2 separate regions of the Mus musculus genome follow, and region 1 is linked to region 2. Evidence: chromatin contacts called from ENCODE POLR2A ChIA-PET data. All regions are on one chromosome and are shown on one strand. Each heading gives the region's core, a stretch centred on a gene start or an enhancer-like site at or near the end of the contact. The rest is flanking DNA. Distances are from core to core; before and after follow the strand shown. Region 1 holds the start of Zkscan17 (zinc finger with KRAB and SCAN domains 17). Region 2 holds the start of Zfp867 (zinc finger protein 867).

What was found. ChIA-PET counts read pairs that join two places held with the same protein, here RNA polymerase II (POLR2A).
Region 1: POLR2A ChIA-PET joins it to region 2 with 12 read pairs in embryonic stem cell. The contact joins the promoter of Zkscan17 here to the promoter of Zfp867 in region 2. POLR2A ChIA-PET finds 5 or more read pairs at or near these places in 3 of 5 experiments (Patski and embryonic stem cell).

The regions. Positions count from the first base shown.
Region 1 is chr11:59,503,868-59,511,116 of GRCm38, forward strand. It overlaps Zkscan17 (zinc finger with KRAB and SCAN domains 17), which reads right to left and starts at 2,773. Exons shown (of 10, transcript NM_172941.4): 1 at 2,297-2,773; 2 at 1,961-2,095; 3 at 281-387. It overlaps 4933439C10Rik (RIKEN cDNA 4933439C10 gene), which reads left to right and starts at 1,786. Exons shown (of 5, transcript NR_015585.3): 1 at 1,786-3,019; 2 at 3,324-3,445; 3 at 3,964-4,071; 4 at 5,787-5,883; 5 at 6,853-7,249.
Region 2 is chr11:59,470,874-59,478,121 of GRCm38, forward strand. Zfp867 (zinc finger protein 867) reads right to left here and starts at 1,601. Exons shown (of 4, transcript NM_178417.3): 1 at 1,468-1,601. The coding sequence starts at 1,494. It also overlaps the pseudogene Gm12263.

The sequences.
Region 1 (7,249 bases), core at 1,523-4,022, 34 kb after region 2:
AGGGGGTGCTAGGCAGAGCCCATGGGAGACCAGCCCTTTGAGGAATTCCTGGGAAATGTACGAAGTGTTGGTGTGGCTGGTCCTTACACATGGGAACCGAAAGAAAGATGACCCTTCCCACAAGCCATCACTCCATGAGGAGTCCCCTAACATGTGGCAGTAAAGAAGGCAGGGCATTTGGGAGAAAAGTGGTGGCGATTCAACAGGACACTGGCATTCCCAGTACCCCAGGAGAACAAGGAGGCCACAGGCATCTATGTGTAACCAAGGTTTGTGATACCTTTGATGGACAGGTCCTCCTGGAGGATAATAGCCCCAGCAGGCCACAATCTTGAAGCTTTGGAGTCGAAGTCACCGTCTCTGTTCTTGAGGTCTTCACAAATTGAACTGGAGGAAAAAAAAATATGCAAGGGAAGTTATGCAAGACCACCGTGGAACAATGTCACTCTGCCAGGGACAGAAACTTTCACTCTGTGCTGGCAAGGACAAAAACTCCCAGGTACAGAAGGAACTCAGAGCGTTAAAGTAAGACTTGTATTTAAAACCACCAATGCTAGGCCTGGGGGTACAGCTCAGTGTCAGAGTTGCAGCTAAGACTGTGCCTCTTCCCCATACAGTGCTTTATGACAAGCCTTACACGCACCTGGTCCAACACAGGGGCTGCAGAAGCAGCTGAGTGGTTGGTTGAGAGTACACACTACTTTTCCCTCTGTCCACAAAGTCCTGTAAGTGTTTCCCACACCCTCTTCGAGCCTCCATGGGCACCGCACCCAAGGGCATAGACTCACACAAAGATATCTACACAGGTATACATGTTATTAAAAATTTAAATCTCAAAAAAAATTTTTAAGTTCTTGTTATATAGTTAAGTGTGCAGGTGCGTGCATAAGTGTGTGTGTGTGTGTGTGTGTGAGTAAAAGGGGCTGGAGGGAAGGGAAGGGGGTAGTTATGTAATTATATTTTAGTACCTAAAAATGTGGCTAAAAAAAAAAAAGCTACTAGTGTTCCGTCTGAGCCTATCCCTTGTTTTCTCCAGATTCTCCTTAAGGCAGTGGTACACATAGTGACATTGTGGCCCTTCCTGGTCATGAGAGAGGAGGCAGTCACCGCCAGGCTTTCAGCCCGACTATCACATACACAATCCAGCAAACACACCAGGGGCACAGTATATCACGGTCTCTCCACTTGACCCACACTTTGGAACACTCGGAGAAAAGGTAAACGGAGTCACCGAGTTGGGCTCTCGGGATTCCGGAAAAGCCCAGGCAGGGCCGCTCACTGCCTGGCCCTTTACACCCTCACCTGGAAGAGACTCCCAGCGGGGCAGCACCACTTTGCTGGAAGACAAGCGATACCAGAAAGCCACCAAGCAACCGAATAACAACCTGGAACCTCAACTTTTCTGTATTCCTCTGATTGCCGAAGTAAAGGCAGACACCCGACGCGAGCTTCTGAAAGCAACAGGCTGTGAACCTCGACTACTCTCACGTCTTACTCCCGTATTAAGAACCCAATCCGGGCCCCGCCCGCTCTCTCCTGCTTCCTCCGCCCACTGTCTCCCACCTGCTGGGCCCTGAATGGCTCAGGTCTACACTTAGGATAGTGTGTCCAGGGTCCCACCCTCAGCACCCGGTTCTGCTGGGGGACTGCTCTCAAAGAGCCCTAGGCCAGACAAGCGTGTGCCTCTTTGTCACTCTGGCACCTGGCGCGCAGGAGCCTCGGGAGCGGAAGCTTTATGAATGAACTACCGTTAGGGAGGGGAGGGCTCCCGCAGGGGCGGGGCTTGCCCAAAGCAGTTATTGAAGGCGCAGGATCCCAGGGAAGGAATGAAGAGCAGGAGGAGGAGGAAGAGGAGGGTGTTTTAGGCCAGGAGAACTATGGGGTTTCTGTCGCTTCCACTCTTTCAGATTTGCTGGCTCTTTCCTTCGAAGCCCGGGACAGCAGGCGAGCAGATCCTCACCTTCCAGCTCGGTCTCTCTGGTGTTTTGGCAGAGGCGGCTCCAATGCATGGGCCAGACTCGGTCCCTGGCCAGGCCAACCCTGTCTCGGGATCCTCTAGAATGCATCAGCTGGGCTTGGGAGCGAAGGGAGACGCCTGGAAGAGAATTGTATTGCTTCATCCCCGAGGGCACCTATGAGGACGCGGCTCTGGGAGCAGGGATCTGGGCCCGGACGCGGGAAGAGGAGAACAGGGAGCAGGACCCAGGCGCGGGCTGGGGATCAGAGCGCGGGAAGTGGGGAGCGGGTTCCGGGTTCAGACAGCGGGGCATGGGAAGCCGGGCCACAGTATACTCACCGCTGCGCAGCGTCCCGGTTGGCGGGCCGCGTAGGCCGGGCCGCCGCGGAAAGGAAAGGCCGGAGCCCTCCGGCTCCCTCCCCTGGGACACTTCCTGCACCGCTCTAGGACCGAGGAGGTCTCCTCATCTCAGTGGTTCGCTTCCCCGCCTCCTGGCCGAGGTGTACGCGGGGGGGTGACATCCGACACCCCCGGCCCGCCTGGACCGCCCCGCCCCGCCCCGCTCCGTGCTCTCCCGGCCTGGGCCCGGGGCCCGGGCTTTAGCTTTGTGGGCCTTCCTAGCGGGCTCGGGATGCGCGCGCGCGCCCCGGCGGGACCCGGGCGCTGGGGGCCAGTTCGCGCGGCCACCAGCCAGGGAGGCCGGCTTGGGGCTTTGCTCTTCTCTGCTCCTCTTGTGTGGGCGCAGGGAAGGGCTGGTCTGGCGGCGCTGGCGAAATGCCAGAATTGGGAGGAGGAGGGATGAGGTGTAAGGGGATCTCCCAGTGACCATTTGCATCCCGTGTGTGCTGTTGTGCCCCAATCCCTTCCAGCCGCAATTCCATTTCAAAGCCAACGCTGCCAGAGCCACCCAAATCGGTAGGACTGGAGAAATGCAGACCCAGCGATCCACGGTGCTCGCCGAAGCAGCGGCCCGCGGCTTCGTGGCATGGAGATGATCTACGATTTCTCTGTTTAAGGAAGACTGTAGCACTCTGGGTCCCTCTGAGCACCAGGATAGTCCTGGTGAGTACGGAGAGAGAAGGTTGCCAATCCTGAGAGTATGAGTTGGGGAGCTTGTCGCTGGCTTAATGCATAAACACAGGACAGAGTGACTTAAGTCACGGAGAGTGAGAGGTGACCAAGAACTAGGGCATTGGAACCTATTCCTGCCTCATCTACCCTGTGTTGAGTAGAGTCCAAATCCTCCCTCAGTTCCCTCGGGCTGGACAATGGAGCCGGACTGTCAAAGGGAGGAAGCAAAGAAAAATCTGCCTAGAAGTGAGCTACTGTGCTGATTTTTTTTCCCCTTTCTGGTTCTCTTTCGAAGGTACATGGTAGGAAGTCACCCTTAAAGAAGGTGGTTTGATAGAGACACCCCACCACCGGCAGACTTCGTGCTTCCGTTTCCTTCTAATAATTGGGACTGGGACAATCTCTTCCGACTAGTAGGTATGGAGTTAAGGGTCGAGGTTTTGGGACATTAGGAGGTGAGTCAAGTGGATGATTGTTCCCCAAGTGCAGAAGAACGCTGAGCAAGCAAGGGTCACCCAAGGCTGGGACTTAAGGCTCACAGAGAGCAATAGGAGCCACCTAGACTTACAAATCCATGCCAATCCCTTTTCAAAAACACCAGCCAGGAAGCACAGCCTGGAATGACCAAAGACCCCGTTGGGGAGTCAAGCCTAGTGATTAGTCCAGTTGTGTATCCCGAAGGGCTGCTGTTTAGGCTCCTGCCTGGTGGCTGCTCAATACTTGGATTCCTCAGAGGCGCACTTATTGGAGCCCTCACGCAGGTAAAATGCAGCGCCAGGAGGTGGCTGATACATGGGATTTTTCTCCCCCCACAAACACTTTCCCTTTAGTTTCTCCCCCTGAGCTCACAACTCTCAGGATTTAGGTCCCCTCTCGCTGTTCAGAAGCCGCCAATGACTCCTAATATGCCTTCTTTCTGTGTTTCTTCTGCATAGAACCTGGAATAGGGACTAATAGACTGGAATCGGAGCACCTGTGTTAAATCACACCCATCAAGGCGCAGTCAGGTGATCTAAGGCCTGCGTGACCTCTCTGTGCTTCAGGTACCTCCCTCATACAGGAGACTGATGCTGTCTGCTTCATTGTGAGGCTATTCAGGGAATATGTACTGAGAGTCTGCAAGACAGCTGCAGTTTGCCACTCCCATCCAGATCCTGGGCGCATCTGTGCACCCCACTGACCATCGGAAGGGCGAATAGTGAGCAGAGCTCTGGTCAGTGGAGCCACGGGGAAACTGAATCAGAACAGCAACCTCAGGACTGAGTTCTGAGCAGAGCCTGAGAGTTGTTACCATGCTGTATTGAGGAGTCAGGTGTGTCAGGCATCCTGGCAAAGGTGGTCTTTGAAATGAAGGAGTTGAGGTGATGGGGCCCTGGGGCAGCCACAGAAAGGCATTTCACTCTGTAACAAGCAGGGTTCTGTCAGGAGTTGTGGGTGAAGTACCTGATGACACTTGTAAACCCTGCTCTGTGGTCCCAATGATCCCCCCATCTCTGTTGCCATCAGAGTGACAGCCTTAAAATGAGTGTGACTTTGATTTTTTTTTTAAAGATTTATTTATTATATGTAAGGACACTGTAACTGTCTCCAGACATACTGGAAGAGGGCATCAGATCTCATTATGGATGGTTGTGAGCCACCATGTGGTTGCTGGGACTTGAACTCAGGACCTCGGGAAGAGCAGTCAGTGCTCTCAACCACTGAGCCATCTCTCCAGCCCGGGACTTTGACTCTTGCCAAGAATGGGAAACAGACTTGAAAGTCAACTTCCTACCCCTTGGCCATGGGAGTACTCTAGCTATGGTGTAACTGAGGGGGGCCGACTGCCTGGGTGCATGCCTGTGAGTCCCAGCACCTGGGAAGCTGAGGCAGGAAGACGGAGAGCTGGAGGCCAGCCTGGGCTGTGCTGCATGTCTAGTAGCAAGGCAGCCCAGGCTAGACTCTTATCTCAAGGGGCAAAAACTAAGGAAGGTGGGGGCACCAACTAACAAAATAGGAATATTACTTTTTTTTTCCTGGGGATTCTGGAAAATTTCCAGAAAATCCGATGTCCCTTTTTATTCCTTTTGTGATCCTTGGCAATTATTAACTGTCAGGAGATTGGAGACATTGCTTAGCTACAGATGATTAAAGACTCATGGCACCTTAACTTAGCGTAGATCTAGCCAGTTTGAACTGGCCTCCCAGAAAAGATACTTTGGCCTTTAGATCCTTTTGGCCAGCTCTTCTCTGAAACAGGGAAAGGAAGAAGTTTAGCCGGGTCACTGAGGTAGAACTTGGGGGTGACACAGAGGAACCTAAGAAGAAAACCCAACTATAAGCAGCTAGAAGGGAGCAGGGTGGTGTGGCGCACAGCTTTAATCCTGGCAGAGGCAGGCGCATCCGTGCAAGTTCAAGGTCTACAGAGCTGGTGGTCTACAGCACGAGTTCTAGGACAGCCAGGGCTACCCTGCATAGGAAAACAGAGAAAAGGGAAGGAAATAATACCACCAGGGACTGGCGAACAGTAAAAGGAAGCTGAGAAAAATTGGGAGATCACTGGGAGGGGGCAAATGAGGGGAATGGAGGCAGATACAATCAAAATACTTTATATATGTGTCTTTTATCATACCTGTATCTTGGGCTTTAGAAACTGCTAATTTGAGTTTTATTACTCTTAAGCCACAGTACATGTCTGAATATCTTAGGTCCAATAGACGGAACTGGTTTTCTTGACAAGGGTTCCCAAACAATGTGTCTGATTCTTCCACATTTGCAGGGATCGCATTTGGATGCATGTGCAAGCTGTGCTGTAGCCACCTCAGGTCCTGAATCTTTAGGACTTGCTGGAGCTCATTGCTGATCTATTTTGGCAGGTACGGGATACTCAAAGTATTTATCGTTCTCCTTGCTGTATACAATTGGTTCTATTCTTTTGTATGACTCCAAGAGGTTAAGTTACATGTTCCTCTGATGTTTGTGATCCTGTGCGTCTAGCTGCCTCCGTAGTGTCACTGATCTTACCTGAGCTCTCATACTCATTCTCTCTCACTTCTCTCCCCTCCTCCTGGTCCTCTTGCTTCCCTCCAGCCTCCTTTAGAACTCATTATCTTTTAGAGTAATACCACCCTTAACCAGTAGTTTAACTCCCCACTCCCTCAAAGGGGACTCATTTGTCTCACTAGTGCTTATACATGTGTTACTGTAATAAAGTAAGTTTTTTAAATGTAAATTTTTCATTGTGCAGTTATATGTAAGCAATAAAACAAAAATAGCATTGCTTAAAAAAAAAAAAAAAGAAAAGAAAATGGCCGGGCATGGTGGCGCATGCCTTTAATCCCAGCACTTGGGAGGCAGAGGCAGACAGATTTCTGAGTTCGAGGCCAGAGTGGTCTACTGAGTGAGTTCCAGGACAGCCAGGGCTACACAGAGAAACCCTGTCTCGAAAAACAAAACAAAACAAAACATGCTAGTAATATGTGGTCATCGAGTAACAGGTGCCTTAAGGACAAATAGGAAAAAAACCAAGAAGACTGAGCTTGCTTCCTCGGCCAGACTGAACAGGGTTAGGCCAAACTCAATGGCAGATTGTTCCCCCACCCCAAACATATTAATTACACACATCATTAAATGCTGGGCATAGTGTTGTCCCTTGTAATCCTTGTACTCTAGAGGCTGAAGCGGGGAGGACCAGTCTTTAAGGATAGCCTGGGATTTCAGCGAGACCCTGTCTAATGAAAAAAAGAACGTTTGTGTGTGTGTGGGGGGGGGGGGGGTGGCTAAGGATGTAGCTCTGTTGGTACAGTGTTTGTCAGTATTCACCAAGCTCTACATTAAATCCCCAGCACGAGTGGTGATGCACACCTGTAATCTCCGCACTCCGGGACTGGGGGCTGGAGGATCAGGTCATGGTCTCCTATATAGTGAGCGAGTTTGGGGTCAGCTTGAATGATGAGATACCCAGTCTGAAAATAAAGATGCAAATTGATGAGCTGTGGAGCGACACCCGCATGCAGTTGAGTCATCACGCATATACCTACCTCCCCACATCCTTCATGGCCCCCAGGAAGCTCCAGCTGGCTTACAGACTGACTTGTTTTGAGATAGGGTCTCACTGTGTAGCCCTGACTGGCCTGGAACCCACCGATCTGCTTGCTTCTGCCTCCTGAGCTGCGTGATTAAAAGCATGTGCCACCACACCTGGCTCTATTGCATTTATTTATGTATGCGGTGGGAGTGGGT
Region 2 (7,248 bases), core at 351-2,850:
GGCTGGAGAGATGGCTCAGCAGTTAAGAGCTCTAACTGCTCTTCCAGAGGTCCTGAGTTCAATTCCCAGCAACCACATGGTAGCTCACAAGCATCTGTAATGGGATCCGATGCCCTCCTCTGGTGTACTGAAGACAACAATAGGGTACTCATATACATAAGTATTTAAAAAACAAGGAAAAAAATGAACTATTGAGATGAGGACTATTCGATTGCTCCAGCTCCAGGTCCTCTAGCTGCTCCTCGAAGAGGTTTCACCCCAGATCTCAGGCTGCTGTCTAAGTGGATGATGAAAGGTCAACTTTAGGCTAGGACATATGGCAGCTATAAGAAATTTGTCAGCATCTGGCAGTTCTGAACCTGGGACCATTACTAATAGGAAATGAAAAAGATATTGTGTCAATTTCTATTTATTTAGCAACGAAAATAAACAGTAATGGTTGTCACTTTTAAAACCTTTTACAGTAGAAGTTGGCATTTGAAAATACTGGTACTGAAACTGTTGGGGGCGGGGGGCACTGCAGAGATGGCTCAGTGGTTAAGAGCATTTGTTGCTCTTGAAGAAAGCTGGATGGAGTTCAGTTTCCAGCAACCACTTTGGGGCAGCTCATAACCGCCCATACCTTTAGCTCCAGGGAATCTGACACCGTCTTCTGACTTCCTCAGACACCCACACACGTGTGTGTATCCACATACAGCCACAAATAAAGGCGGGATGACCGCCTGGCATCCCGGCCTTCACTCTGCCGCTGAGGGCACAGAGATAAGTTATGGTCCTTAACCTGCAGTCACCCAGGATTCATGGAAGGACAGCCCTTCACAGAAGCAGGAGCTATCTCCAGAGAAACACCTAGTCCCCTTCAGGTCTCAAATGAGCGGAGACAAAGATGGGCGGGGCCCACCTTACATTAGGCTGCTGTGTTTAAGCTTTTTTTTTTTTTGGTCTGGCCTTCCTCTATTTAAGCCTAAAGCTCCTGTCCAAAGATCAATTGGGGTAGGAGTGTCCTAGACCCTTCATCTGTCCCGCTTCTACGGTGCCCGCACTGACGAAATCTCTCTCGGCTTTTTCCTACTAACCAACCATCGATGTCCTGAGACTAGCGGGGGGACGGCCCTAAAGACTGGAATTTTGGGACTTCACTGTGAACACGGGGGCGTGGGACAGGCAGGCGAAGAGTAAATAGATTGAGACCCCACTTTCCAAGACTCGGGAAAGCCCAGCCATGGCTGAAGGGCGGGAACCCACAACCAAGAAGCCAGCGTCCCAAGTCCTAAGGTGGGTCGGCCATGACGCCCCAAGTCCTGAGGTGAGTCGGTCAGGCCGCCGCGAGGGCAGATGGGAAGCGAGGGGACCCAGGACACCCAGGACACCGGACAGCACCGGGATCGGGCCGCAGACACCAGCTACGGAGGCCTTCCCTGCGGCTGGTACTGGTTGGCTGTAGCCAGCGTCGGCCGGAACGCTCACCATTTCCGAATTTCTGCTGTCCCGCATCGTCGTCGTCTGCACCTCATAAGGACGCTAGCTACAGCGGAGCCACCATACACAACTGTGAGCCAGACATAGAACCTGAAGAAACGGAACCTGAACAAGAACTAAACAGTGAAAAGAACCAAACACCGCGAGAGTAAAGCATCCTGCCCCGCCCCTCCGCTCGAGCTGCGGCCTGATTGGACAATTCCACTCTGATAGACGAAGGGTTTGGACACGCCCCCAATCCTTGAGTGATTAGGGATGTAATCTAACCTTTGACAGAGAGATACTTACGGGACAAGATTTGTTTGCACTCTAGCAATGGCCCTGCCAGGACAGGACACACTTGTACTTTACCTACAGAAACATATCCATGGAACAATAACATATAGATAGATAGATAGAGAGAGAGATAGAGATAGAGATAGATAGATAGATAGATAGATAGATAGATAGATAGATAGATAGATATACACATATACATACACACACACACATATGCTATTTACAACTGGAAATTCCTAACATGACAATTATTTGAAATTTTTATTGTGAATACATTGAGACAGGGAGGGTCTCGTGTAGCTTGCCTCAAATACAGTTCAGGCCAGCCTTGAACCCCCGGATCTGCTTGCCTCCATCTTTGGAGTGCTAGAAGGACATGTGTGCTATTATGCATCACTGGGGATCCTGCTAAGGACTTCTTGTATTCTAAACAAGGACTCTGCCAACTGAGCCAGAGCCCTCATTTTTAAAAATTTAGATGTCATAATCTTCCTAGCTTGAGGACTGTAATGGCTATTGTTGGTTGTCACCTTGGCTACGTCTAGAATCAACTAAAACCCGAGAGGCTGGGAATGCTTGTGAGCGATTTTTCTTGACTGGATCATCTGAGGTTAGAGGACCTACTCTAACCCTGAAGCACACCTTCATGACAGGCTATATGATGCAATGTGGAAGAAGGAAGCTCCTGCTCCTTACCTGCTTGTCTCCCCTCCCATTGGCAAGTCTGTCTCCCCTGCCACCAAAGCATGCCTTTGCTGCTATTAGAATCTACTTCTTTAGGGTTCCAGTGTCTACTGAGGACCAACAGAGACATCCGTCCCCATGGGTTGCCCACAGCTCTCTGTTGGGGGACAGCTAGTATCGAACTAGCTGAACCACAGCCTGTAAAGCACTCTAATAAATTATATATATACTATCAGCTCTGTTCATCTAGAGAGCTCTGGCCAAAACAAGGAGCTAGCCTGAGCTTTAAAAGGGAAGGCACTCCTCTAAGATAGCAATGTTGAATAGAAGTTTTGTTTGTTTGGTTTTTTTTTTTTTTTTTTTTTTTTTTTGGTTTTTCGAGACAGGGTTTCTCTGTGTAATGTTGGCTGTCCTGGAACTCACTCTGTAGACCAGGCTGGCCTTGAACTCAGAAATCCGCCTGCCTCTGCCTCCCAAGTGCTGGGACTAAAGGCATGCGCCCCCACTGCCCAGCTTCGAATAGAAGTTAATGAAGGGCCACATCTATAATTTTTTTTTAAAGGGTGAAGCACTCCAATGCCAATTTATTTTAATCGGGCTCTGTGTTATCTATGGTTTGCCTCTTTCCCTTATAATCGCACAACCTTTGAAAATTACATAAGTTGTAATGATCTAATACTATTAATAGCCATTCAGAAAAAAAAGTCCCCTCCCGCCCAACAACCATCCAGGGGAAATTTAAAGTCCTCATTAGAGGCCAGCTCAACACGGCCTCTACCCTGGTAGAAATAAAAATAAAAAAGATGAGGAGAAAACAAATCGGCTAAGAGGTGTGTTGCCAGTGTCTTTCAGGAGTGGGGCCCTGGCTGTTGCCTGGGTGGTGAAAGGCAGAGCCTGCAGCCTGCAGGACGGCAGCCGGGCGGCCTCACAGCTACATCTTCCTCACCCCGGCACAGCCACAGCCCAGTTTAGGTGTCTTGAAAATCCTTTAGCAGGGTTCTTCTCTGCTGCTCTGCTATGTGCATCTGGTTTTCTAAGTCCCCTCTGTCGTAGCTGTCTGCACGCTCAACTTTCCATGAAAGGTTTTCGATCTCAGCTTCCAGCTGAGCCTGCTGGTATTCAAACAGCTTCTTCCTGGGACCGGATTCCATGTAGTATGCATATGGATAGGTGTACTGCAGGGTATATCGACACTTGGCTAAGAGCTTGGCGGCATTCTGTAGGTACTGCCAGTCAATCCAAGTTCCCAGGTTGTTCATAACCCTCTCCTGAATCTTCTCATGAATCCGCTGGTATGTTTGTGCCTCCAGCTGCAAGCTTTTGTTGTGATTTTCCCACCTCTCAAAATAGAACAAGTACTTCTTGAGGGCCTCCCTGGCCTGTGCTTGCTGACTCTGGTTGACAGTGTCAGGATTCTCCTTGTACCGACTACATTCATAGTACTCACTACCATGCGTCTTCCAGTCTCCTAGACACATCCAGCAGAAGTCGTGCTTACACTTGGAGCATTGCATGTGATTACAGCCTCCATTCTTCTCGATGCAGATGTTGCACTTGGGACAGTCTTTAGTGTGAGCACTAGTGTAGTTAGCTGTTTCGGAGTTGTCTGCACACTTGGTGAGCCATTTCCAGATTGTGGTGCAGTCTGTGGGGGCATGATACATCTGTCGACACTTGAAACAGAAGACCTCGTTGCACCGATTGCACTGCACTCGGCGGGCTCTAGGCTCCTGTACCCGGATAACCATGGGGCAGTCTGCACCGGGGCACAGCTGGAGTTGGCAATGGCTCTCCACATAGTCCTTAAAGAGGTAGCGCCTGTATTTATCTCTCAATTCTTCATTGGGAAGCAAGGGAAATACAAAGTCCTCTGGTGTTCGAAGTGGACAATCCTGAGCCATACATGAGATTCCTACACTAACACCATCTTTGACAAGCACTGAGCAATGCTGCTCCCAACAGCTTTGGCAAAACTGATGTTGGCAGGCCAGAGAGAGCAGGTTTTCCTTCCACACAAATTGCATACACACTGCACAGTGGTGAGGGGGATGGGCTGTGGGGACATGTTTGGATGGATTAGGTTGAACTCGAGCCTCAACAAGCAGCTGAGCAGAATTAGACCTGTACCTGTCCAGAATCTCTGAGACTTGCCAGTGGAAATTAACTAATATAAGTTTTGCAACTGAATGAGATACCTTTAAGACAGAGGCTAAGCTGGTCATATGTTCATGGAGGGCGCCCTAAGACTCCTTATAGGTCAAGCAAGTGAACTGATACTCTTCGGGATCAAAAGCATCAGCCCCCTGCTGCTCCACATCACTGGCTACTCCACATAGTAAGTAGTCCTCTATGTCCCCAGGGTCCTCTTCCTCTTCTTCCTCTTCCTCACAGTTTGGGTCATAGTCCTCTTCATTGCTGTCAGACCCTTGGCTGTTCATGTCCACGGACATCTTAACATCCAGCAAAGTTGCAGAAACAGTTGCTTTTTTCCCTACCCCCAATTTTTATCGTTTTCTCAAATGCATTAGCGTTTATTGTCTTCTGTAATGTTTAAAGATCTTTCCTGCAGATATCACCCAAACTGTCTGTCATAGGATTTCCATCGGGAGCCGCGACCTCGCGGCCGCAGAGCCCAGGCCGGCCGGACCAGGTCAAGCCGGACCAAACGAGGCTGACAGAGGCGTAGCGGCAGCGGAGGCGGCCGGTGGACGCAGCTCAGGCCCGCGCAGCTTCCTCCGGCAGAGCCCTATAATTTTTAATTTTCTAGAAACCACATAAAAAAGTTAAAAGGGGGCTGGTGAGATGGCTCAGTGGGTAAGAGCACCCGACTGCTCTTCTGAAGGTCCGGAGTTCAAATCCCAGCAACCATATGGTGGCTCAAAACCATCCATAAGGAGATCTGTCTCCCTCTTCTGGTGTATCTGAAGACAGCTACAGTGTATTTACATATAATAAATAAATCTTTAAAAAAAAGTTAAAAGGAACAGGTACAGTTTGTGGGTGGTGGTGACAGAGGACTTGGCAGCTGGTCTTCAGCACTCTTAAACAAAGCAAGGAACCAAAAGGCTTGAGTCAAAGATGGATGACGAAATGCTTCTGTATGCGATCGCCATGCATGACTTGAAGATTAGGCTTACATAAGTGTTTCAAGTCAAGAAACATAGCCACAGCTGCCCAGAGGCTGGATAACATTTCATTTCTTCAGACAAGGTCTCCTGTAAGTCAGCCTCACCAAGCATTATAGAGCCGGCATGTTCTTACCTTCCACTGCTGAAGTTCCAGGCTTGAGCCACCATGCCCAACAGGCAGGAGGACCTCAGACAAGTGCCCGCACCTTAGAGGCTCTAGAAAATCACACTTCTCCCAGAGTAGCTGGATTACTTTGAGATTTGTGTCTGTCTGAGGTACGTTAAAAAGACAGGAGACATTACAGTGATGTGAGAAAGGAAAATAGCCTATTGTCTTGCCTTTTCTGCCTTGCCCTTTCTGCTGAAAAAACAAAAACAAAGAACAAAACAAAACAGGACATTTTAGGCACCACTGAGGAAACCCAAATAGCCTATAAAGAGATTTCCAAAAGGCATCTTGTCAAACACAAGAAATAAATTGTGTTTCTTTGGGACTAGATAATACTTTCCTAAAGACATTTCAATAAAGGATATTGAACAGTAAATAAACTATGTTTATATAGAGCAAAAATTATTTATAGGGCTGGAGAGATGGCTCAGTGGTTAAGAGCATTTGAAGTAAAAACTTAAGGGTTCTTTGGAAAGCAGGTTGGATAATGTTTTGCTGGGGCAAACACATGAAAGAATGTTTAGCTGAAATGGACACAGATGAAAGGCTAAGGCAGACTCATAAAGGAATGTTTAACTGAAGTAGACACAGGGGAAAAGATGTTCTGTTAAAGCAAGCACGTAAAAGGACGCATGATGAAGGACTCTTTGCTAATGACATGCATGTACTAGTCCGCCTTATGTTGCATAGTTGAACTCCACTTGGAACTCCATAGAGAGAAACACATCAAAAAGAACTTCTGGTGGTGTGCTGCAGTTTCTTGCAGACTGGGGCTGATTGGCAGAGTGATGTCATCTGAGGCAAGACTGTTGGAGGACACGTGATGTTTGGAGGCAGTATAAAAAGAACTTGACAGTGACAGAGGCTGAGCTTGGCTTGCTTTTAGAGTTAGCTGTGCAATGCTTGTGGGTTTCTAGTCGCTGATCTTCACTTCGCTGAGAGAGGCACAACGGAGACTTCTGGTGTTGTCTCTCCTGGTCCCTCCTGCTGACTTGAGCAGAGGCTGAGGTCTGGCTGTCTCTGCTATATAGTGCCACAGCTGCTGATTTGTGTTTGCTATCCTGATGCTATTGAACTGGACTGCTGGTGTATCTTTGAAGTGTTTGGGAGTAGATCGAGCTGCCTCTGTGGACCTGTGAACTGAACTGAACTGGTTTCTAGACAATGCAGATAGGATTTGCTCCATAGAACTATTTCTAAACTGGTTCACTTCCCATGTATCCTTTCTTTTCTACTACCTCTGATGGGTGATGGACTAGAGGGTAGGTTAAAGCATTTAAGAGCCATCATTAAAAATAGGCAGTGAAAAAATTGAAGTTACAAGCACTGACTGCTCTTCCAGAGGTCCTGAGTTCAATTCCCAGCAACCACATGCTGGCTCACAACCATCTGTAATGGGATCTGATGCCTTCTTCTGGTGTGTCTGAAGACAGCTAGAGTGTACTCATATAAATAAAATAAATAAATAAATAAATAACTCTTTAAAAAATTATAATCTTAAGTATCATC